Linked DNA regions of Homo sapiens: all the other regions are linked to region 2. Evidence: chromatin loops called from intact Hi-C (ENCODE). Cell type or tissue: endothelial cell of umbilical vein. All regions are shown on one strand. Region 1 overlaps SCN8A (sodium voltage-gated channel alpha subunit 8). Region 2 holds the start of SCN8A (sodium voltage-gated channel alpha subunit 8). Region 3 overlaps SCN8A (sodium voltage-gated channel alpha subunit 8).

What was found. Hi-C counts contacts between places; a loop is a spot of excess contacts. Peaks named below come from ENCODE experiments on the same cell type or tissue, not always from the same donor. Only the 100,000 strongest peaks of a DNase experiment are listed, where the experiment ranks them.
Region 1: a loop joins it to region 2, with 8 times the contacts of the local background. A loop is called at or near these places in 7 of 110 quality-filtered maps.
Region 3: it touches region 2 in a loop (2.7-fold over the local background); 3 of 110 quality-filtered maps call a loop at or near these places.

What each region holds. Positions count from the first base shown.
Region 1 is chr12:51,674,177-51,682,176 of GRCh38, reverse strand. The region is part of intron 2 of SCN8A (sodium voltage-gated channel alpha subunit 8); the gene reads right to left. Among named protein-coding and RNA genes, the nearest start is that of SCN8A, 87 kb to the right of the region's middle. In endothelial cell of umbilical vein, a CTCF peak has its summit at 3,880; a DNase peak (open chromatin) is centred at 3,886.
Region 2 is chr12:51,587,463-51,595,462 of GRCh38, reverse strand. SCN8A (sodium voltage-gated channel alpha subunit 8) reads right to left here and starts at 4,230. Exons shown (of 27, transcript NM_001330260.2): 1 at 4,104-4,230. RefSeq lists a silencer at 4,478-4,727. In endothelial cell of umbilical vein, a CTCF peak has its summit at 4,608 (motif pointing right); DNase peaks (open chromatin) are centred at 1,822 and 4,592; H3K4me3 peaks cover 1,586 bases; H3K27me3 peaks cover 1,989 bases.
Region 3 is chr12:51,749,198-51,757,197 of GRCh38, reverse strand. SCN8A (sodium voltage-gated channel alpha subunit 8) reads right to left here. Exons shown (of 27, transcript NM_001330260.2): 14 at 5,605-5,843. Among named protein-coding and RNA genes, the nearest start is that of TMDD1, 62 kb to the left of the region's middle. In endothelial cell of umbilical vein, no CTCF peak of the experiment used is centred here; DNase peaks (open chromatin) are centred at 1,877, 2,717, 4,487 and 5,377; H3K27ac peaks cover 1,892 bases.

The DNA.
Region 1 (8,000 bases), 87 kb before region 2:
TTATCCCAGGAATGCAAAGATAGTTTAGCATTTGAAAATCAACCAATGTAATGCAACATATTAATAAAGGAGAAAAACCACATGATCATCTTAATAGATGCAGAAAAAAGCATTTGACAAAATTCAACACCTTTCATAATAAAAGTACTCAACAAACTAGTAATAGAGGTCCTTCTTAACCTGATACAGGTCATTTATGAAAAGCCCCCACCTTTTTTTTTTTAACCTCCATCCCCTACAATTAGGCTTTTGGTTCTTTGAGGGCAGGAACCAATCTTATGCTTCCCTCCACAGTTCCAAAATAATGATCAGCCTATGTACTCCCAATGCACAGTATTAGTGATGTTTTTTAAAGTTCTTTTCTTATCTTCTATTCTTTCCTTTCCTAATCTACCAGAGTCACGTCATTCTCTTCCCAATGGAAAAGTATTGAGCTAGATTCATTCTACAAACGCCCACTACACCATCCCTAGTGTTTGACATTGTACTGCAGTGAAATTCTTCCTGTAATGGAGCATACTGGTTCTGGTGGGATATGCTGCAGAAAAAGCCTAATCCTAAAAGCAAAGAGAAGTAGGAGACCTAGGGTTCATCTGAAACATATCGAGGGCTGAGCTATAGCTCTTCCATATCTTGGCTTCTCAAAGAAACAAACAGCCCAGGGCTTCCCCCAAACCCCTTCTCTGAAGTACTTGTACCTCTCTGTGTTTCTACAGCAACTCCCTCTATGAAAATAGCCTTTTAAATAACCTCCTCATTCAACCTCATGAGGTTCCCATGAAGTATGGGTGAAGGAGGAATTATTATCCTCTATACACTTAACAAAAGCTCAGGAGAGGAACACCACCTATCAAAGGTCACGCAGCAAAGAGCAGCATGTTATGCCGAGCTTCGAGCCTCTCAACAGCTTCCACTGTGCCAGATTGGGAGGCAGTTCAGTGGCAACGTGGCAAAGAATGAAGTTGGTGTGGGAGACAAATTCTCTGGTGAATGAGAAATTTGAGTCCCCGGGGTAGATAGGGCAGCTAAGCAACAATGAAAGAAGCACTGGCCCATGCCCCAAGACCTAAAAACCACCGGGCCAGGCCTTTACAATATCACCTACAAAACCTCTCCTTAGGAGACAGACAACAGGATTTTTATTTTTTATTTATTATTATTATTATTATTTTGAGACAGAGTTTTGCTTTTGTTGCCCAGGTTGGAGTGCAATGGCGCAATCTCGGCTCACTGCAACCTCCGCCTCCCGGGTTCAAGCAATTTTCCTGCTTCAGCCTCCCCAGTACTTGAGATTACAGGCACCTGCCACCACGCCCGGCTAATTTTTTTGTATTTTTAGTAGAGACAGGGTTTCACCATGTTGGCCAGGCTGGTCTTGAACTCCTGACTTCGGATGATCCGCCTGCCTCAGCCTCCCAAAGGGCTGGGATTAAAGGCGTGAGTCACCGCGCCTGGCAGGATTTTTTAAAGTAATGTACTCTATACTTTCCATTTTTCTTGTCTCTTGGTTTGGTCGTGATGGAAATATAGGTCTAGAGGTAGCATGGAGGGTATTTCCTATCACTGAATCAGTGCCTGCAGTGCTTGGCATACAGCAGGTGCTTCATAAATGTCTGTTGATTGGTTCATGAACAAATGCTTATGTTGTTTTAGGTGAGGGAAAAGGAGAAGAAGAAAAACAAAAGGAAGCCATTAGGAAATGGAAACTGTTACACCTTGGTTGAAGAAAAACTAGGAGGTAGGATTCTGAATTAGGATCAGTCATGAGCTGTCAAGTGGGAGACTGATGATTCTGGGGGAAACTAAGCATCTTTAGTGAATTCAAAAACTATGATTTTGTAAGCAGAAGGCTTTACTAAGGACATTTGATGTGTGAAATAGAAATTTCCTAATTAATTTGGGTACTGAGTGTTGCACTTAAAATAAAACTCATTTACCATCACCCCTTTCTAAATATTTACATCTTATATCTTCATCAAGTATAAAAACAGTTTTTCTGTTAACAAAAATAAACATCTAGCACACTAAACTCCTGAAATGAAGGTAAATCTCCCATACTTTAGTAGGAAATTGTATTACAATAAAACATGTTTTATTATTGAAATAATTAGATTTACAGATAATTTGCATGCAGTTTTTCACAATGGATCTTTTTTGAAAAGCAAGATAGTCCACCTATAAGTCCAGCACTTTGGGAGGTCGAGGTGAGTGGATCACGAGGTCAGCGGTTCAAGACCAGCCTGACCAATATGGTAAAACCCCATCTCTACTAAAAATACAAAAATTAGCCCGACATGGTGGCATGTGCCTGTAGTCCCAGCTACTCTGGAGGCTGAGGCAGGAGAATCGCTTGAACCCAGGAGGCAAAGCTTGCAGTGAGCCAAGATTGCACCACTGCACTCCAGCCTGGGCAACAGAGCGAGACTCCGTCTCAAAAAAAAAAAAAAAAAAAAAAGGCAAGATAGTCTTTGGACAAACACAAGTACTCAAAGCTTAGGAATTTCCCTTTTAATACTGGGGCTTGCAGTAGTTACACGAGAAAGAGATAAGTAATATACCCGGCACCAGCAAGCTTTTTCTGAAAGGGCGCAGGCAGTCAATACTGCAGGCTTTGTAGGCCATACAGTGTCTGTTAAAACAACTTACCCCTGTAACTGTGGTGTAAAAGTAGCCATAGACAACATGCAACCCAAGAAGAGTGGCTGTGTTTCAGTAAAACTTTATGGACACAGAAATTTAAATTTCGTATCATTTTCACACATCCAACCATTTAAGAATGTAAACTACTCTTAGCTTGTGGGCCATACAAAAACAGATGGCAAAACTGATCTGCCCCAGGGGATACACTAATATTAGTTCCTGACTAAGTCCAGACTGACTGCATAAGAATCATCTGACTAGCTTTCTATTTTGTCTTATCTTTTATTTTTATTTTTTGTAGAGACAGGGTCTTGCTATGTTGTCCAGGCTGGTCTCGAACTCCTGGCCTCATGCAATCCTCCTGCCTTGACCTCCCAAAGTGCTGGGATTATGATTATAGCTGTGAGCCACTGCACCTGGGGTGAGTAGCTTTATTTTTTTTTATTTTTTTATTTTTTTTGGAGACGGAGCCTCGCTCTGCTGCCTAGGCTGGAGTGCAGCGGTGTGATCTCGGCTCACTGCAACCTCCACCTCCTGGGTTCATGCCATTCTCCTGCCTCAGCCTCCCGAGTAGCTGGGACTACAGGCGCCCGCCACCATGCCCAGCTAATTTTTGTATTTTTAGTAGAGACGGGGTTTCACCGTGTTAGCCAGGATGGTCTCGATCTCCTGACCTCGTGATCCACCTGCCTCAGCCTCCCAAAGTGCTGGGATTACAGGCGTGAGCCACCATGCCCAGCCTAGGCTGAGTAGCTTTTTAAAAAACACAGTCATAAATCCCTTCTCCAGGTGTTCTATTAAATAAGTGTGCAGAATCCAGGAATCTGTGCTCACCAGATTTGGGGAACCACTAGATCATCTCTCAGGTCATGTGCTAAAACATTTGTGTTCTCCTTCTTCCCTGCCTCTGCCTAACTGTATGGCCTGGCTGGGCCACTGCATGTCTCTAGATCTCATTTTCTTCGTCTATAAAATAAGAGAGAGGGCTGCCTGATGGGCATACTCAGGTCCTTTCCAGCACTGATATCTGTAATTCTACGATTTAGAAAATTCACAGAGCATCCAGGATTAAGTGCAACAAAGCAGCAAACCATAAATTTGAGGAGAAAGCCTATTATTATTTATTCTCTCACATTTTATCCTTGTAGAACTCTCTTGAGTTAGTTATTCTGCTTCCTTATGTTGAAGTCTGTCAAGTCCAGGGTCAACAGTGCTTGATAGTACCATACTTATGTCAGCAGGGGGGAGCATAGAGCAGCCCCAAGGCAGAACTGCGTCACACAATGCTTTTCCCTGCACTATCTCCCCTACTTTTATCCCCTGTTCTCAGGAGAACAGTGAATATGGGAGAATGGAAAGGAATGACTGGTGATGGGTTGACTTTGAGAGAGATATATGTATATATGTTTCATATGGCTGATTAAACGTTTGTAATCATCGTTAAACTTCTGGTGGGAATCCAGAAAAGGACATTTGTCCTCTCTCGTTCAACACTACGCTCTAACGCCAGATCCTTCAAAGCCTAGATATAGTGGAAAGGACAGCAAGCTTTGGGTTTTTACAATACTTCTTAAACAACAATCACTTGGTGCCCATGAAGTCCAATAATATTTTACCTAATCTGTCTCAAATTAGATCTTTGTGAAGTAAATGAGTTAAAAGGGAAATTGAAATTGGATTGCGGTTACTGCCCAAGGGGAAATATCAGTTTACAACAACAGCCACTGAATGTGTTTCAGCACAAGGTCCATTAAGAGCGGCAGAACAGTTCTTAACGAGTTATGGCATGGAGTATTAATAAATGTGTCATGTGGCATAAAATGAGCCTTCTGAAAAGCACAGGCTTTTCATTTCTAATTAGCAATGTGGGGCTTGGAGCACACAATGTAGAAGCATTGCCATTGTTAACTCAGGGTAAGATATCTTCTCTTTGGGGCCCACTATTAGGGGAAGGAACACCGTGCAAGGCCAGGTAGAGCACGTCCATATGCATACCAAACAAATCCTAGCATACTGCAAATGCAAAACAATGAACACACACAGTCATCACAGGACTGCAGTACAGCTAGTTTATTAGCATGTCTCCACCCCATCCCAAGACTGAAATAATTTTTTTAGCCACACAAAAAGTGTAAATTAAAAAAAAACAGGATGGGCTCACATCTGTAATCCTGTAATCCCAGCACTCTTGGAGGCCAAGAAGGGAAGATCGCTTGAGCCCAGGAGTTCGAGATCAGCCTGGGCAACATGGCAAAACTCCATCTCTACAAAAAAAATAAAAAAAATTTGCTGGGAATGGTGGCATGTGCCTGTAGACCCAGCTTACTTAGGAAGCTGAGGTGGGAAGATCGTTTGAGCCTAGGAGGTTGAAACTGCAGTGAGCTCTGCTCTCCAGCCTGGGAAACAGAGCAGGACCCTGTCTTGGTAAAATAAAATAAAATAAAATAAAATAAAATAAAATAAAATAAAATAAAATAAAACAAAACAATAAAGGATGCATATATATGAAAAGACTTTATATAGAAGAGTACTCAATGCAGGGGTGGAGAATATCATAGAAGAGAAAGCTTCTTCGAGAAATATTTATTATCCATTCCCTGGTTTGCTGTGAAACACATGGCCCAGGAGAGCAGCTCTTCACTCAACCAATTCTCCCCATCCTGAGAGGTCAACATCTCAACTAGGGCAAAGGTAATCTGCAGGCATCTGATGAGCTTCTGGCTATAATGAACACCTAGGGGCTCAGAGGTTTAGCTAATCAACAAGAGGGCAGCTGGGAACCTTTGAGTCTATCTGACTATAACTATTACTGGCAATGACTTATGACTGTCCCTAGATCTTAACTGTTTTGATTTCTAGAACTAACTGGTCCTCTCATTTTTAGCCAACTTCTCTGGCCTTAAATTCTTGCCTGCCTAAACAAAATATATGTACTTTATTCCCCCAGGCCTATGCACCTCTTTCTGAACTAGGCAACTGGCCAGTTGTTCATTAATCAACAGCAATTTGGCATTCATTTCTGAGTATGCATACAGCCAATATAGCAAGCAACAAATAAGTGTCTTTTCAAAATTTCCCTGGTTTAATAACGGAAAATATAATGCAGAATCTAAACAGATTCTATATCAGGCTAGGAAGCTGTTCAGAAACAAATGACCTGTTATGTAAAAATGACTATGCCATGTTGAAAAGAATCCTGATTTATGCTAATCTGCCTAGTGAATTCCTCAAGTAAAATTACAATATAGGTTATATTATATAGCCCCAGTGTGTCCCAGGAAAGTCTCCAGCAAAGGCATAACTGGAATGCATTTCCAGAGTACCCGTGTCCTGGTACTATCCAGCTCCCCTTAGAAATACTAAACCAAAGCAGGACATAAAGACACCAGCAAAATTCTTCCCTAGGCGTGTACTTCTATTTGAGCTGTGTGATTATTTAGAACCATCATTTTCCACGCCTCTATTACACGATACTGAGAATGGAGCAAAAGAGACCACTAAATCCCGTATTTTAAAAATTCCTTCTTAGTAACCGATAATTTTACCTATGAGTCTATTTGAAGAAATAATAAAATTCAATATTTATTAAGCATTTACTATGTGGCAGGCAGGCACCCTACTAAGATACTTAATATAATAATTGTCTCACAACTACTCTATGAGGTAGGTACTATTTTACAGATGATAAAATTGAGGCAGGAGGTTAAGTAACTTGCCCAAGACAACACAGCTATTATGTGGTGAAATTTAGCATTGAACTGAGGCAATCTAACTACAAAGCCTATACTCTTAATTATCAAGGCATACTACAATTTTAAAAAGCTTCAAAACTATTACTCAAATCTAACTATTCGTTTCACAAACAAGAAACCAAGCACAGAATGCTCTGCCCAAACTAAGGTCACAGCACTAGTGAGCAGGAGCGGGGCGGGGGAGTTGCCAGGGACTAGATCTCCCGGCTTCTAGTTCTAAACTCTTTTTACTGCACCAGGTCATCTGGTCCAACCCTCAGATCAATGAACGAATCTCCTCTACTTAATAACTTTAACTGTTGCAAAACGGAACCCCCTACATGTGCTGTTTATGGTCTTTTCTCCAAGTTCAGTTTGATGAAGATAATGCTAGCACCACATCTGCCTGTGGCTTTACAGTTTTCCAGGTGCTTCTGCATACACTTCTTCATTTGCTTTGACCTTGTAACCCCATGCTCTCCAACCTACATTTGGAGTAGCTGCCACCCTTCCTGCTCACGTTCTGGTCACAGGAAGCCATACCGGGCAGAGCAGCAGCACTGTGCACCTGCTTCAATGCTGAGCCAGCACAATGCTGCTTCCCAGGGCAGGGCAGGTCTGACCCTCCTCCATGGCCATTCTTCCTTGTTGTCCTTCGATATAAATTTGACTTTGATCACCTTCTACTTTAACCTCTTAAAGTGCACAGACTACAGTTGCTCTAAGCAAGAGCAAAATGCAGGCTTATTATGTAAAGCATATTAACCCCTCTATTTACTGAATTCATATTCTAGAATCTATTCTCACTCTCCTCTCTCTTAGAAAGCAGCAAAGCAGAGTGGTTTACAGGCTTTGAGGCCAGAAAGACCTGGATTCAATACCCAGCTCTGTCACTCATTAGCTGTCATGATCTTAGGCAACTTATGTTAAGGTTGCTAAGGCTCAGTTTTCTTATTGATAAAGTGGGTGCCATCAATCACTATTCCAATTTTATCAGGTTGTTATAAAGATTAAATGAAGGGTCACAAGGAGTCCTTAACACAGTGGCTGGTACAGAACAGGCACTCGTTAAATGTGGTTATGATGCTGCCACTGCTATCACACAGTACTGCCATTCCTTCAGCTCTTTGGCTCCAAACACGGAGTGGCCATTAGAAGACAAGAAGGGGCTGGCCAGGTGCAGTGGCTCACGCCTGTATTCCCATCATTTTGGGAGGCCGAGGCGGGTGGATTACCTGAGGTCAGGAGCTCAAGACCAGCCTGGTCAACATGGCAAAACCCCGTCTCTACTAAAAATACAAAAAAATTAGCCAGGCGTGGTGGCGTGCACCTGTAATCCCAGCTACTAGGGAGGCTGAGGCAGGAGAATCATTTGAACCCGGGAGGCGGAGGTTGCAGTGAGCCGAGACTGTGCCACTGCACTCCAGCCTGGGTGACAGAACAAGACTCTCTCTCTCAAAAAAAAAAGAAGATGACAAGAAGGGGCTAATATTTCTGTTAATTTGGATCCACATACTTGGCACAAGCCTGCAGGAAGGACACTTGTGCACAAGTTAGAGCAAGAATCCAGAGCAAGGCTGCACTAGCTCAAAATGGGTCCCAAAGGTTATTTCCAACCTGGGAACTCTG
Region 2 (8,000 bases):
TTCTTGGGTTTTCATTTCACCTTAATCTCTAACATAGTACTTAAATATGTGTCCTGGCTGTGTCTCCATAACTTCACAAAGGGATAATTTTTCCAGAAACCTTCTCCTTTGTCTTTTGACTGCATTTACTTCCCATTCTTGCACAAACTATTCTTTTTTAGGTTAAATCACTGGGCTGGCCCTAACAGACTGCCATACATTTCCGCAATTAATAAACTTACAGGGTAAGAGTTCTGTTTCCTTCGACACCTTAATAGCCACAGTTTTTGAGCACAGTATTATTTTTTAAGCGGGTGCTCGCCAGCTTAGAGAGGCATTGTACTAGTGTTCAGTTCAGTGCCTTATATATAGTAGGTGCAGAGTGAGACTATTTGTTGATTCATTGATTAAGAAAAGGTTTATTGATTCCTCAGTTAATGTGCTAAATATAAACAAACAGACTTTACGAGTGAAGTCCAATTCTATGAGTGAATTCTTTCACATTACAGTTTTTTTTGGAACATTTCTAAAGGATTAAGAAAAAGGTAAATTGAGATACAACAATCTGTTTAAGTCCCTAAATGACTAGCAAGTGAACTATAAAATTAAGAGCTTAAAGGGCTCAGTTTTAAAATACTATCATTCTGGATAACTTTACAAGCGCTTCTTTCCCTCTCTATGGGAAAAAAAAAGACTGGAAAAACATAATAAAACACAGATAATTGTTTTGCTTATGGTAGAAGCAAAGATGGTAAGGATGGTAAAACTAAGGATGACTTTTTCCCTGTTTTTACATATATTAAAATTTTTCTGCAATAAGTATGTATTTTTATAATTATGGTAACTGATCTCACTCTGGATATACTTTGGATTTTTAACGCTTTCTATATAGTATAGCTTTAGTGTCCTTAGACATAATCCATAGGAATTAAATATTCATTAATTCAAGCATGTGCCTTCTAGAACAATTTGTTACATAATACCAGCACATTAAAGATAATTATTTTTCTTTCCATTCACAGAATGTTTTTCTTGCTTTAGGTGGACATGTCTCTATTTTTGCATTCTTTTCAAGTAAGTGCAAGTTTCTTGTATGTTCTCTACAGAAAAATGGTTCTCAATCTTTTCTTGGAAACAAGCACAAGAATGGCATTTACCCCGATATAGCTCCAATTTATATGTCTTTCAACTTTATGTATATTACCTTTTCAATGAGATTAAAATACTTTGATCACAGTGGAATCCAAATGGAATGAGCTACGTTATGTGGCAGTAAGTTCCCTACCAACGGATGTATTCAAAGCAAAGATCTCCCATAAAGGAGATTCCTGTATTGGGTGGGAGGTGGTACCATGTGAATTTTATGGCCTCCTTCCTATTTTATGATTTTAAAATAGTTTTTTGGATAAATCGACTTTAGTAATACTGACCTCTGCTGTGTCAAGTGCCTTTCCCAGTTCACTATTCAAATCAACCCACAGAAGACGCTCTCCTGATCCAGTTTAATTTAGCCAGCTATCGGATTACTTCCTGTGGAGACCAAGAATATTAACAGTTGCTTGCTATTTGAAATGACTGAAGTGTGCTGAAATAATGCAGTCAGCAAAATGTCACTTATGGCTTACATATGGATCTGTTGCAGCCTGTAAAACATTGTCTCCATGAGGGACAGCCAAAATGAAGAGTTATGTGGGAGTAATAAAATATGATAACTAGGCCTCAACCTCAAGTACAAACCCAGCTGCGCATGTACATACACATCCACGAGAAAGCCTGCTGATAATAAAAAGCAAAAAAAAACTCAATCATGTCCAGTGTGTGTGCACTTCGCCGCAGAACTGGTCGGGGAACTGTCCTTTCAGCACCACAGCAAGAAACCTGAATACAAGCCTAAACACAGGCAACCCAAAGCTGGACCAGGAGAAAAAATTCTTAAGGGTCCTACAAGGAAAGCAACAGCAACCGTATGGTTGTTTTTAAGGATGCAGTATTCCACTTGATTATCCTTTATTAATTTAAAACAAAATCCTCCAAAGATTTTGATAAAAGTTGACAAAACCCCAAATGAAAACCAAAGCTGCTCAAACTGAAGCCAAGAAACCAATAACTGATCTGCACCATTATGAACTGCTTTGCAATACCCACCACCAGCTCTACTCAGAAACACAACACATTTACATATACCCTGAATCAGATGTTCAGAGAACACGGAACATGCTTGCAGCCCTCTCCAGGGAGGACCTCAATTTCTAGGACAGGGAATGCGTGCTGAACACCAAAGGATCACTACCCACAACCACCACCTCACCAACCAGCAACCAAATCCTCTTTCAGGGAGAAATGAAGGCCTTATGGGTCATGAGCTCCAAAGAAAAATGCTGCAGTATTTCAAGAACCAGGTTACATGTAATGTGCTATAAAGCTTTCAGCATTTTAAGTCTGATTCCCCCAAGATTCCTACCAGGATGGTACCGTGTGGTAATGTTATCCAGCCATTTGCATCACAAATCAAAAAAAAAATTTTTTTTGAGAAAAGAATAAAAGCACAACATCCCCCCCTCCACATCTTCTAATGCACGTGGAGAAAAGAGAAGTGCAGAGGGATTTTGAGACAGTGAAAAACCTACCACACCCGAAATCTCCATTGGAAAGCTAAAACATCCCCCAGCCCTAACACACTGCTACCTCTCTCTAAAGGCTCTCCAGGTTCAAACTTGGGAAAACAGTTATAAAAAGCACTCTCCCCCTTTACCCCCATGGCCCCCACCCACACTTCCTGCTTCCATCCCTGACTCTCTGGTGCCCACTGTGCATAAAAAGCAGTTTTCCTTGTGTGGCAGAGCTTGCTCCATGCTAATTATTTCTCCCTCCCCCTGACTTTAGCCAGATGCAATCCAAAGTTTCTTCTACCCTCCCCCCAAACAGATGACATCCATTTATTATGAACGCTGATGCAGAACCTTGGAATCTCCGGACATAAAATGTATTCCCTCATGCTTCAAAAACTGCAGTGTAAGTGAGGAAGAGGGCATAGGGTGGAGTAGTCGGATGGAATGCATGGTTTGAAGAATCCTATTTATCGGGCTGAAAAATGGTTCCCATTCCATCCCAACTCGAAGCTGGGGCCCCTGAAAGGGTCTGACAGTCCTGGCTAACCCCTGGAAAGTTAGCCAAGTCTCCACCGGTGGTTGTTGCTGGCAATGGAGGGGATGGAGCTGAGCTCTCAGGAGAAACTGCAGAGGCTTTGCGGTGCCCCAAGGTACCAAGTGAGAACTAGAGAGGAGGGTCCAAGCCCACGGAGCTGGGCAAACAGTCCTGTACCCCAACGCTAACAAGAAGCCAAGGGTGCTGCTGCTGATGGTAAGGTGGGGGAGGGAGAGGAGAGGAACAAGCTCTGCATCGGGTGGCGTGGGGGTGGGGGGTGGGGGTGGGGGTGGGATGGGGGAAGGGGATATTCTCAAAGTGATGTGCTTCCAAATGCAGGAATCCTCGCCTGCCGAGGAAGGTCCCGGGAGCCCCCATCACAACTCCAGAGCACCCTGTTGGGAGGGGGACGAACGCATCCGAGTAAAGGACAGAGGGAGTCGGGAGTGCTGGCTGCGGGAAGAACCCAGGAGCCCTTGGCTTCTGCAGTTTTTAGCAGTGTGAAGCCGGCTGAGGGAGAAGGATGCAGTAAGACATGGGGGAGGGGGAGGGCTGAGGGGCTGCTGTAGGAAGATCCCGACAGCGCTGCCCTTCCCAGTGCAAGCCGGCTAGGGGCCCCAACTCTGCCCGGCACTGAGGGAGGGATGGAGGGCTGCACCGCGGAAGGGGCACCAAGGACGGGCCGTGTCCCTCACTGTAGCCGAGACGGAGAAAGCAGGGTGTCCGGGGTGGGGACTGGTGGTCCTCAGTTCTCTTAAGAGACCCCCGGTACACACAGTAGAAGGAAGCAAGAGTTCCAAACACCTGTCCAAAACAAGGAGAGCAGAGCCCCAGCTCCACGGCCCCTGGAGCCCCGCCGCGCACTCTGCGGCAAAGCCCCTGACTGGAGATGGGCGAGCCCCGCTCAAGGGTCCCGAGGCGAGAAGGGAAACCCGGAGGGCAGGAAGCAGCGCTAGGGCGGGGGCTCTGGGGCGACTTACGGCAGCGGCGGCGGCGAGGGAGGCAGCGGCGGCCCTAACGCGGGGCCCGGGAGGCGCGGCCGGACTGCAAAGGCGCCGAGGATGCGGCGGGCGGGACTGCGGTGGGCGCCATCTTGGAGCGCTCCCCGCGCCCGCCCCCCGCACCGCCCGAGTCCTTGCATAATTGATGACTCGCGCCCGCCGCGCGCCACCGCGCGCGCGCCCCTACTGCCGGGCCCCCCGCCCGCCCCGCCCCCGCGCCTACCCCTCCGCGCGCGCCCCCTGCCCGGGCCGGCCCCGGCCCGCAAGCGCCGCTGCCACCGCCCCCGCCCCCTCCCTGCGCTTCGCGCCCGCCCGCCCGCGCCCCCGCGGCCCACCTACCCCTGCAGGGCGCGCCCGCTCGCCCGCTCGCCTGCAGCGCGCCGCCCGCCCGCAGGCTCTCAGACTCGCGTCTCCGCGCCGCCGGGAGCGGATCAGGGGCAAGAGGGAACAGGGCGCCGGCAGGGGGCGCCGCGCGGGAGCGCCAGCGAGCGTCCCCGGGCCCGCCTCCACTACGCCCCCGCCGAGCCGCCGGGAGGGGCCGCGGGCTGAGGACCGGGACCCGCCGCGAGACGCTGGCTGGCTGCTCGCCAGCGCCGGGCGGCGAGACCCGAAAGCTGTCGTGGTGACCCGCGTGCTCTGTGGCCCGCGTCAGTGCCAAGTCTTACCTTTCTCCTGCCCCCCAACAGTGCCGCGCTCAGTGAAGTTTCTGACATCCAAAAGCGCAGGGAACTCAATTTACAGGATCTTGGGCCCACTGAAAAAACGAGAAGTCAATCAGCGGCAGGTGGAGGCTCGTGTTTCAGCCCACAGGGACCTGCTGCCAGGAGCGGGGAGGCGCTGCCTCCCTGACAGCCCCCAGGCCACCTCAGTCTTTCCGATCCTCAGTCTGTCCATCTGTAAAGTAGGCATGAGCATTTCGACCGCTCACTCCACCCTCGCGAGGATCTAGGTAATGAGTGCCAGAGCTCTTGGCACTTTACTGTGTCTCTCCTCTACTTAATATTTTCCTACCACCAATCACAAGAGGGAAAAAGGGTGTAACAACCTCTCCAAACCTCAGTGTTCTCGTCTGTAAAAGGAAACAGTCACAGTAGCAACCTTATAAACTTCTTGTTTGTACTAACGGGGAGCATGCACTTCACACATTGCTAACACAGCCAGGCACATGGTATGCTTATCACATAATGTGCCCTCTACAATACATTTAAAATTAGCTTTACTGGGGTATATTTGCGTGTGTTTAGATTGTACAATTTTGAGTTATGTGTGCACTCATGAAACCATCACCACCAAGGTAATGAACACACCCATCACCTCCAAAAATTTCTCCGTGTGCTTCTTTGTAATCACTCCCTGCATCGCTCGCCCCCACACACCCTCTCCAGGCAACCACTGATCTTCTTTCTATTACTGTACATTGGTTTGCATTTTCCGGAATTTTAAATAAATGGAATCATACAGTACAAACTCTCTTTTTTGTATGGCTTCTTCCACTCGGCATAATCGTTTTGAGATTATTCAGTCGTTGCCTATCAAGAGTTCTTTTTTACTGCTTAGTAGTATTCTTTATGGGGATACACCACAATGTGTTTATCCAGTCACCTGTTGATGACATTTAGGTTATTTCCAATGTTTGTCCGTTACGAACAAAGCTGTTATGAGCTTTCGTGTGCAGGTCTTTGTATGGATATATATGCTTTCGTTTCTCGTGGGTATAAATATCTAGGAATGGAATAACTGAGTCCTGTCTTAGGTGTATATTTAACATATTAAGAAAGGGCCAAACTGCCTTCCAAAGTGGTTGTGCCTTTCCATTCCTACTAGCAGCACATGAATTTCAGTTGTTCTACATCCTCACCAACATTTGGAGTGATCAGTCTTTTTAATTTTAGCCATTTGAATAGATGTGTAGTTTTATCTCGCTGTGGGTCTGTCGTCCATTTCACTAGTGACTAAAGATGTTGAACATCTTTTCATGGACTTGTCATCTGTAAATCCTCCTGGCGAAGTGTCTCTTCAAGTCTTTAGCCTATTTAAAAATTGGTGGGGTTTTTTCTTGTTAATTGAGTTTTACGAGTTGTTTATATATCCTGGCTGGGCTCAGTGACGCATGCCTGGTGTCCCAGCTACTCTGGACACTGAGCAGGAATAATTGCTTAAACCTAGGATTTCAAGTCCAGCATGGACAACACAGGAGACTCTGATTCTAAAATTTTTTTAAAAAAATTAAAGAGTTGTTTATATATTGTGGATACAAATCTTCTGTCAGACATGTGATTGGCAAATATTGTTTCCCAGTTTAGGCTTATCTTTTTATTCTTTTTACTCTCTTAACAGTGTTTTTCCAAAAGCAGAGGTTCTTCAGCCAGTTGTCCTGGTGCACACTTGTAGTCCCAGCTACTCGGGAGGCTCGGGCAAGAGGATCTCCTGAGGCCAGAAGTTGGAGGCTATAATGTGTTATAATTGGGCCTGTGAATAGCTGCTGCACTCAAGCCTGGCCAACATAGCCAGAACCTGTCTCTTAAAAAAAAAAAAATTAGACCTTCTTAATTTTTATGAAGTTCAGTTTATTATTTTTTCTTCTATGAATCATGCTTTTAATGTCATGTCTAATAAGTTTTTGCCCAACACAAGGCCCCAAATATTTTATCCTATGTTTCCTTCTGGAAATTTTATAGTTCTAGAGTTTACATTTAGGTTTATAATCCATTTTGAATTGATTTTTGTATGTGGTATGAAATGTAGTTTGAAGTTCTTTTGTTGTTTTGTTGCATAGATATATAGTTGTCCCCATACTATTTGTTGAAAACACTATCCTGTCTCCACTGACTACCCTTGCACCTTTGCAAAAAATCGTTTACTCAAGTATGTAAGAATCTAGTTCTAAACTCTCCTTCTGTTTCATTGATATATTTTTCTGTCTTGGCACTAATACCACACTGTCTGGATTACTCTGCCTTTATAATAAATCTTGAAATCAGGTACTTTCAGCCCTTGACTTTGCCCTTCGTTTTCAATATTGATCTTGCTAGTCTAGGTTCTTTGCATTTCCATATGAATTTTAGAATCACCTTGTCAAATTTCAACAAAAATCCACTGAGATTTTGATCAAGATTGCATTGAATCTGTAGATCAACTTGGGAAGAACTTATATCATAACAAAATCAAATTTTTCATTCCATGGACACTTTATTTTAGTCCTTTTTAATTTCAATGTTTTATAGTTTTCAAGATATGGGTCTTGCTCACCTTTCTGGGATTTATTCCTAAATATTTCATATTTTTGATGTTATTGAATGCTATTTTTATATGGCAATTTGATTATTCATTGGTATGGTATAGAAATATAATTATTTTTGTATATTAATCATATGTCTTGAAACTTTGCTAAATTCATTTAATACCTTTAGTAGAGCTTTTTGTAGAGTCATTTAGATTTTCTACTGATAAACATACAATCTGCAAATACACAGTTTTACTTCTTCCTTTCCAATCTAGATGTCGTCGTCGTTGTTTTCCTTGCCTTTATGCACTGGCTAGAACCTCTAATACAATGTTGAATAGAAGTGGTAAGAGCAGACATCTTTGTTTAGTTCCTCATCTTGGGGGAAAACTTTGAATCTTTGGCCTTTAAACATGATGATGGCTGTAGACTTTTTTTTCTAAATACCCTTTGTCATGTTGAGGAAGGAATCTTCTATTCCTATTTGGCTGAGGGGTTTTATCAATAATGGATGTTTAATTTTGTCAATGCTTTTTCTGCATATTTTTTTTTTTTTAGTCTTACATATAGTGGTTAATTTTCAAGTGTTAAACTAAACTCACGTTCCTAGGGTAATGTATTGATCATGACATACTATCTTTTTTATATATTGC
Region 3 (8,000 bases), 160 kb before region 2:
TGATCAACTCGTACCTGTTGACAAGGACTGTCCCAGTTTTAAAACTGCAAGGGCTTCCTCAGGCCTCTGCAAATTAAGGTGGTTGGTTACCCAACCAGGAGGGGACAGAACAATAACTAAAAATCATGTGACAAGTATTTAAAAAGAAGTATCCATATGGGGCTATAGAAGCACAGATGAAAGAAAAAATCTGAAAAGAATTCTTTTTAGCTGAAAATCTAGGTAACCTATAATTAAGAAATGATAACATTCATTTATGTTTGGTGAAGGAGGAAAATAACTTTCTGCTTTTTTGCTTTTGCTTAGAATCTGAGAACTTAAACTTATATGTCAGATTAAACCCTAGCTCTTCTTTCCATCCCCTTCCTCCTGAACCACTCAGTCCTGAAGGCTGTAGGTGGGCATGCCGGTAGAGGGAGGCTGCTGCCCAGTGCTGGAACCCCAGGAAGGGCACGGCCCAGCAAGGAGAGTCAGACATGGAGGGGAGCGAGGAGGTCCATGCAGGGCAGCAGGCTGGCATGGGCTGTCTGAGCCTGTGGGCCAAGGAGAGGCATCCGCTTTGGGCAACAGTCTAGGATGGGCAGTTGGAAGTGGTATGAGGCGTGGCTACCCCACATAGGTGTTGAGGCCCAAGTGTGGTGGGAGGACGTCCACACTTGAGGGGGTGGGGGACTTAGCAGAGAGAGTCAGAGCTTAAGTAAGGTAAAGATAGCATCTCCAGGAGAAGATCCCGGAGTGGGCTGAGGAGGGACTCCCTGCAGGGGAAGACTCACAAGGGGTGCCAGAGCCAGGTGAGCTGATGAGGGACTCATGTAGGGGAAGGCCTGATGTGGGGTGTCAGATCCCGAGTGGGGTGAGGAAAGTGTCCAAACAGGGAGGTGGACAGTGAGGGTGTGAGAGCTCATCAGGGTGAGGAGGATGTCGCCTAGTTTGGGATAAAGTCAATGGGCCAGGTGAGAACTTCCAGGAGTGTTCACACAGACAGATGGCAGCATGAGCAGGGTGACGAGGGGTGGCCTGGTGAGGGGTGTTAAGAGTCTGTGCAGGATAAACAGAGCTTCTATGTCAGGGGAGAGTCTGGTGTGGGGTGAGAAGGATGTCCATGCAGGCGAAGGCCTACTGTGAGGCATCGGGGTCTAAGCAGGGTGGGGCAAACCATGTGTGAGTTGGACTGGTGTGGGTTCCAAGCTGAGGAGTGTGAGCAGGTGTCCACATGGAGGACACGGCTCGGGTGCTGAAGGGGTGGGGGGCACCCAGAGCCTATACAGGGTGAGGAGGGTACCCATGCTATAAAAGGTAACAGTGGCTTTTTGATCAAATAAGTATACCAAAGATAGTGGCAACGAGGTTTCTTATTGTTGCAGGAGTTACAAATACAGAAAGGGAGAAAACTAGAAAGAATCTTGAAGTGTTGGATTAGAATTGGAAGTGACAGGATCAACTCATGGTTTGCAATATCCACGGCTAGCTCAATATAAATAGCTCATCATGTCCTAAGAGGGGCTGCATGCTGCTCCCATAGCAATATGCATACCTAGATCTCAGATCTCCACCTCTTCCTTTTTTTTTAGTTTTCTATTTTGTTTTAGAGATGGGGTCTCATTGTGTTGCTAAGGCTGGTCTCAAACTTTAAGCGATCCTCCTGCCTCAGCTGATACTCAGCCTAGATCTCTACTTCTAAATGCCATTTTTCCACTAAAAGACTCAGGGCTTCTTGAGAAATGGCTGATTCCAGCCCTGGGGCTGGAAAAACACGAAAGTATCCTGGAATACCTTGTGGTACCAGAAAGCCAGGAAGTGAAGAAGACATGTGAAAGGGATCAGAAGCCAGCTTGAAGGAATTTCCACTGGCCACATCAGAGGAAGTCTAAACATCAAATGGATTGTAACTCAGATAAAATAGAAAACCATTAATCCATACTGATATAAATAAAGGAAGAAATCAAAATCTGAATGAACAGGAAATTTAAATCGTTTCAAATGGTCTTCCTCACAAATACCTATTAAGTATACAGTAAGTCCTCACTTAATGTCCTCAATAGGTTCTTGAAAACAGCAACTTTAAGCCACATGATGTACTATATGCCATAGGAACTTAACTCTTGTTTATATCAACTGGCCTATGGTAAAACTGGTTTTGTTATACAGTATATCATTTAGCTTAAAGTCACAGTTTCCAAAAATCTAGAACCTATAGAGGATGTTAAGTGGGGACTTACTGTAAATGGAAAAAGCGTAACTTCACAGATGAAAAGCCTGGCAGACACCTCCTTAATCAAGTGATTAAATGAACGTCACCAGTAGTGGGACAAATGGAAGCTACATGCCAACTGGTAGATACAACGTGAAGAAGATAGTCTCACTTATCTGATATTCCTACCAAAATGCAGAACCTGCATCTAATCATAAGGAAGCATCAGACAAGCCCACATTGAGGGAATTCTACATAACAAATGACCTGTAGTCTTCAAAATGTCAAGACATGAAAGTCAAGGAAAGACTGAGGAACTCCTCCAGGCTGAAGAAAATTAGAGAGATATGATAGCTACATGTAATGGGGTAATCCTAAAACTGCATCCTTTTGTTACAGAGGATACCACTGGGATCACTGGCAAAACTTGAATAGGGCCTGAGAATTAGACCCTTAACTTAACTCACAATCAGGGCTATAGGAAAAGCCTCACATTCCAACCACAGGACAAGGTCATACTTTACTTCACAACATTGTAATGTATCAATGTTAATTTCCTGGTTTTGACAGTTATACTATGGTTATGTAGGAGAATGTACTTGTGTATAAAAAATACACACTATAAGCATTTGGGGGTGATAAGGCTATGTGATAAGGCTTTTATTGTAAAAAAAAAAAAAAAAGAAGTTTTTTGTACTGTACTTGAAACTTTCCTGTAAGATTCAGAATGTTTAAAAAGTCACCTCATAAACTTACTATTGTATTCAGTTAGTTGCAAAAAAGGCAGGAAAAGAATCATTACATTTATCTACTACATAACATAGAGGCTGTATAAGTCACACAGCTTCCCTGGGCTTCAATTTCCTCTATAAAACATGTGGATTGGATTGAATTATCTCTAAGGTTCTTCCTACTATTATTTTCTCTTTTGGGGAGGGTAGAAGAGGCAGGGATCTTCAATTTGCAGAAGACTGTTCTCATCTTTCTTTAAAAACATCTTTCTGTATGTCTACAGACAAAGACAACTTAACTCACAATTAGGGCTATAGGAAAAGCCTCACATTCCAACCACAGGACAAGGTCATACTTTATTTCACAAGTCAGTCTCATTTTTTTTCCATCCTCTTATTCTCAGGTTCAGTCAAAGCCTCTACCCAATTCTCCAAATCTTTGAAAATTCTCCTATTGAATTATACTAACACAGTTCCTAAGATTTATAAGATACTTTTAGCTATCCCAAAGACTTCCATATAGGTTCTCATTTTATCTTCCCAACCAGTGATGGCATGGTATTATCTTAACTTTACAGATGTGAAACATTTCTGGACAGAAATCAATGACTTATTTAAGGTTATACGATATCTAATAGGAATGAAAACCCAAATCTTCTGACTTCCAATTCTGTGTTCTTTCTGCCAATCTCAGCGCTCGTGTTGATTGGCAACAAAGTATATCTTTGAGTTTCTGGTATTGTCCAGAAAACACTCATGAGGTCCAGCACGTACCCAACTTCCTTATTTGGCATCTCCACTCAGTGAATAGACACTTAATATGTCCAAAACAGAACTCTTGATTTTATACGTCAAGCCAGTTCCTTTGCAGTCATTCCACTTTTCCCTCAGTTATTAAACCCCCACATCGAGGCACCATTCTTGATTTCTTTCCTTTTACCCTCACATCTAGTACAAAGTATGCTGGACTATATACTAAGCTCCCTCCCCACTGCTAATTGTACATTTACTTGCCGTTTGAAAACCCTTGCCACCTAAGAGCTTTCTTATTCTAGAACTTGGTTCTGGGTTGGCTTGTCTCATGGAGTTCCTGAATATTAGCTGTTGACCTTCTCTTATTTCCTCTTTTTTTACTGATGGTTCTGAGCAAAGTCTTCTGCATACTTACAATTCTAATTTAGATGTCATCCTAAATCTCTAAATTTTCATGAAAGGAAAAATAACATTATTTGCTAGCCTGGTCTGACTGGAGTTCTAGTGGGGATAGGTGAAAAAGCCTCTCAAAATCCCTTGAAAATCAAAGACTGGTTCTGTAAAAAGTAAGGAAAAGTAAAGATTTTGAGAAAAACAAAACTCTACAGGGAAAACAGAACCACCAACATCAACAATAAAAATTATCAAGACATATTTCTTGTTACTTAACTCTTGGCTACTAAAATCAAGCTTATATCTAAATGATATTGTTGACAGGGTTAAAATTCTGCTTGATGGCCAAGGTACTGTGTCAGCCAGTCACAGCATGTGCCCACTGACAGGCACCTTTCAGAGCCAGTCAGCAGACTTCTTGGACAGTCTGTGGGAGTGTCCCATTTCAAGACTCCGGGCATTCCACTGGACTGCACACAAGGGTTTACATCATTGCAGAGAGCCTGGAGCATGTCACCAACCACAGACATGGAGACTGGAAAGATCACAGAATCATCTTGGATGTATACCAGGGAACACAATGGGCTACAAAGGATCTCTTTGCCATGTGTTTTGAGAATGAGAAATGAAAATGATATTGTAGTGCTCTAATAGTATAGTAATAGGACTTAAGGTCAAAACTGTGTGGTGTGTGGTGTGTGTGTGTGTGTGAGAGAGGGAGAGAGAGAGTGAGAGAGCACACATAAGAGAAACTGGGCAGAAATCATGCTCAAATCATTAATAAACGGTAATAGCCAGATTTGGACATGCCTGTGGTTAACACCTAAGGAATTAGGGGGCCCAGGTGACCTAGGGGATTCTTTCTCACTAATTCTTTACTATCTATCAAAATTCAATTAACTCCTGATTTTTGTAGTAAACAAAGCACATAATCCTCAAATCACAGCTACTTAATTTCAGAATACACACTTTGTAATCTATTTTTTTTAAAACTACATACTTTAATGGCCTAGAAGTTGGATTGGAGGGGGAAACCAGCCTTGAGTGAAAACTTTCCCATAAATAGTCCCCATTTAGGTAATTAAGGCCTGACAGAGCAGGCAAATCCATAGTTACATGTAGTGTACTATAAGAGCTCCCCTATTTTGTGGTAGATGTTACTTAAGGTGAAAGGGGAACTGATTTGCTGGAGCAATGCAGGAATCAATGTGAGAAACAGAATGAGGAAAAAAACCAGAAGTACTTGGCTCAGGCTGCTGAAACCAACCCACTGTACCAGGCCTCCCATTCTGTCGCCAACATTGGTTTTCTGCCAATAGCTCCTAAATGACGTCTTCAAAGTTCTGCAGAAAGAGGAAAGGGATCACAACAGTGAGCAGAAAAGCAGCTGGTGTCCTGGCATATGTGGAAGCATTTGTCTTCCAATTAACTATTACTTTCTTTTCAAAGAAACTCCAGCTTTCAGTACCAGAAAAAGATATCCTACAGGCAAAACACATTCCAATCCTAATATCGGGAGACAGTGTTCCATCTTACCAGATTTCCTACAGCCAAGACATGTTCAAATTGTGGTGTCATAGGATGGTGCTCCATTGCCATAAACAGTGTATTCAGGACGATGCAGATGGTGATGGCTAAATCCACAAAAGGGTCCATAACTATCAAGTTCACAATCTCTTTCAGTTTTATCCAGTAGGGGTGGCACTCCCAGATGAGGAAAGTGTTGGCAAATTTATACCAGCATGGCGGGCACTTTCTCTGAGACTCTTCCAGTTCTACAGTAAGTAAGAACAAAGATGGCCCCTCAATCACAGCAAGAAAACCAGGGGGACACACTACTCACTCTCAGTCATTATCACTGTTATTAATATGGAATCAAGGTTGTTTTGAGCGCTGACATTCCTAAGTGTTTTCCTTCTCTCTAAGGTAGAGAGGAAGCATGATCCACACAAGTTGCCTCCCTGTTAATAATGATCTAGTTATAAATGAAACTCAACCCATCAGTTATGGGAGTCGAGCACAGAGGTCAAGAGCTTGGCCTCTCAGGTCTGACTCCCTGGCCTCAACTGGCTTGAATGCTTACAAGTTGTGTGATCCCAGGCAAGGTAGCTGATTTCTCTGCTCAGCTGCCTCAGCTGTAAAACAAGGCATTTACTTTACAGGTTACAGGACTGAATGAGTTTGACTAAATTAGATGCTGGTGTAAAGCAGTCACTATAGTATCTGGCACAGGGTAAATCCTCAATAAATGGTAGGTATTCTATTATACACTATATTATTCAATTATTGTCAGAGAAGCCATCAAAAGTATGGACTCAAGCCAGACATATTTGAGTTCAAATACTAGCTCAGACACTTGCTAACTGTGGGACCGTGAACAAGTTACTTTGATTTGCTGTGAGAATTAAAGAGCTAAAATATATACAAAGTGCCCCAGAATACCCTGGCAGATAGAAAGTGCCATGGAAGTGTTTGCTATTATTATTATCTTCATTAGCAGGACCAGCATCATCGACCAAGCCACCATGTAAAACACATCTGCTATGTTCTCAAAGAAGTACAAGTTACTGTCTCCACCCTTAACAAGTTTACAGCTCATGGTTGAGTTAGAAATACAAGTCACACTCCTCTCCCCTTTTCACCTTTCCTTCCTTGTTCTGTCTCCTCCTGTCTCCTTCTTTCTTGCCCCTTTGCCCTTTCCTGCTCTCATCCTTTGCTTTTCTCTTTCTTTCTACAGCTTCTTCCTCCTTCCCTCCCTGGGTCATCATCTTCTTTCCTTTTTCTTTCTCTCCTTTGTCTTATCTTCTCCGTCTCTTTTAGAAACAGAAAGTGTTATTGTCAAACAAGATCTCACATGACCCCCAATACATGAAATACACCAGGAATTTCCCTAGATGAAGCAGGAGCCCACTTGGATAGATTTCTTCCTCTCCTGAGGCACTCCCCTAGAATCCCAGGACTCTGATACACACAGACTGAAAAATCACTGGACTAGACGATCTCAAAGGTCATTTCCAAAGCAAAGATTCAAAAGAATTATCAGATATCAAAGACAGACACTCAACTGGCAGTTACAACAATCTAGGTATGAAGCCCTACATAACAAAGCTCTCCTCAAATTAAGCATGAAATACAACTGCCAGGATTACAAAATTCCAAGGACCCTGAGCTAAGAGGATGCTTTTTAAGAGGTGAACTTTGAAAACCTGTCAGAATGTGAGGTATTGATTCTACAGGGTTGGCTGTAACAGCTACTCTCTCTCTGTTCAATTCTGCTGACACTATCAAATCATTTAAGGAAAAAAAAAATTCCCTAACATTTCACCAAAACCAAGATGGCTGCCTTAAATTAGCCTACGTTCCCTTTTCCAACCAGCTGGATGGCGATGCTTTATTTTAGACAAGGTGGTTTTGGCTGAGTTTCTGATTGGTTCCCTGGTTGCTAAGAAAATGGTTGCCTTGGTTTTTCAGATTTAAGGACCCCTGTAAGCGCCACGTGGGAGGCTGCGTGGGAAAGGAAGTCTGTGAGGAAAATCTGCTGTGGCTTCTTCCTCAGAGAACTCCCTCCCTTCCTAAGGTAAATATAGTTTTCTCCCCCAAAAAAGAAAATGACAAGGTTCTCTTATTTCCATAAATTCTTACAGTACATATTTGGAAATTTAGTTCCGTTCCCTTTTTTATCTCCTCCCTTCTCCAAACGACTGTTGCTCATTGGCACGTGGAGGTTGAAGCTGCGACTGCTCACATTTATGACAGTTGACACAATTGTAATGTTTTAAAATGAACTAGGTCTTGAGTCTTGCCACACAGCAAAAAGGGGTTTTCCTGCCCTACAGGGCACCAAGAAAATTCCTCTAGGGATACCAGACATCTCTTAGCCACATTTACTGAGAAGGGAAGATCCTCAGGATAAACTTTCACGCCTACAAAAA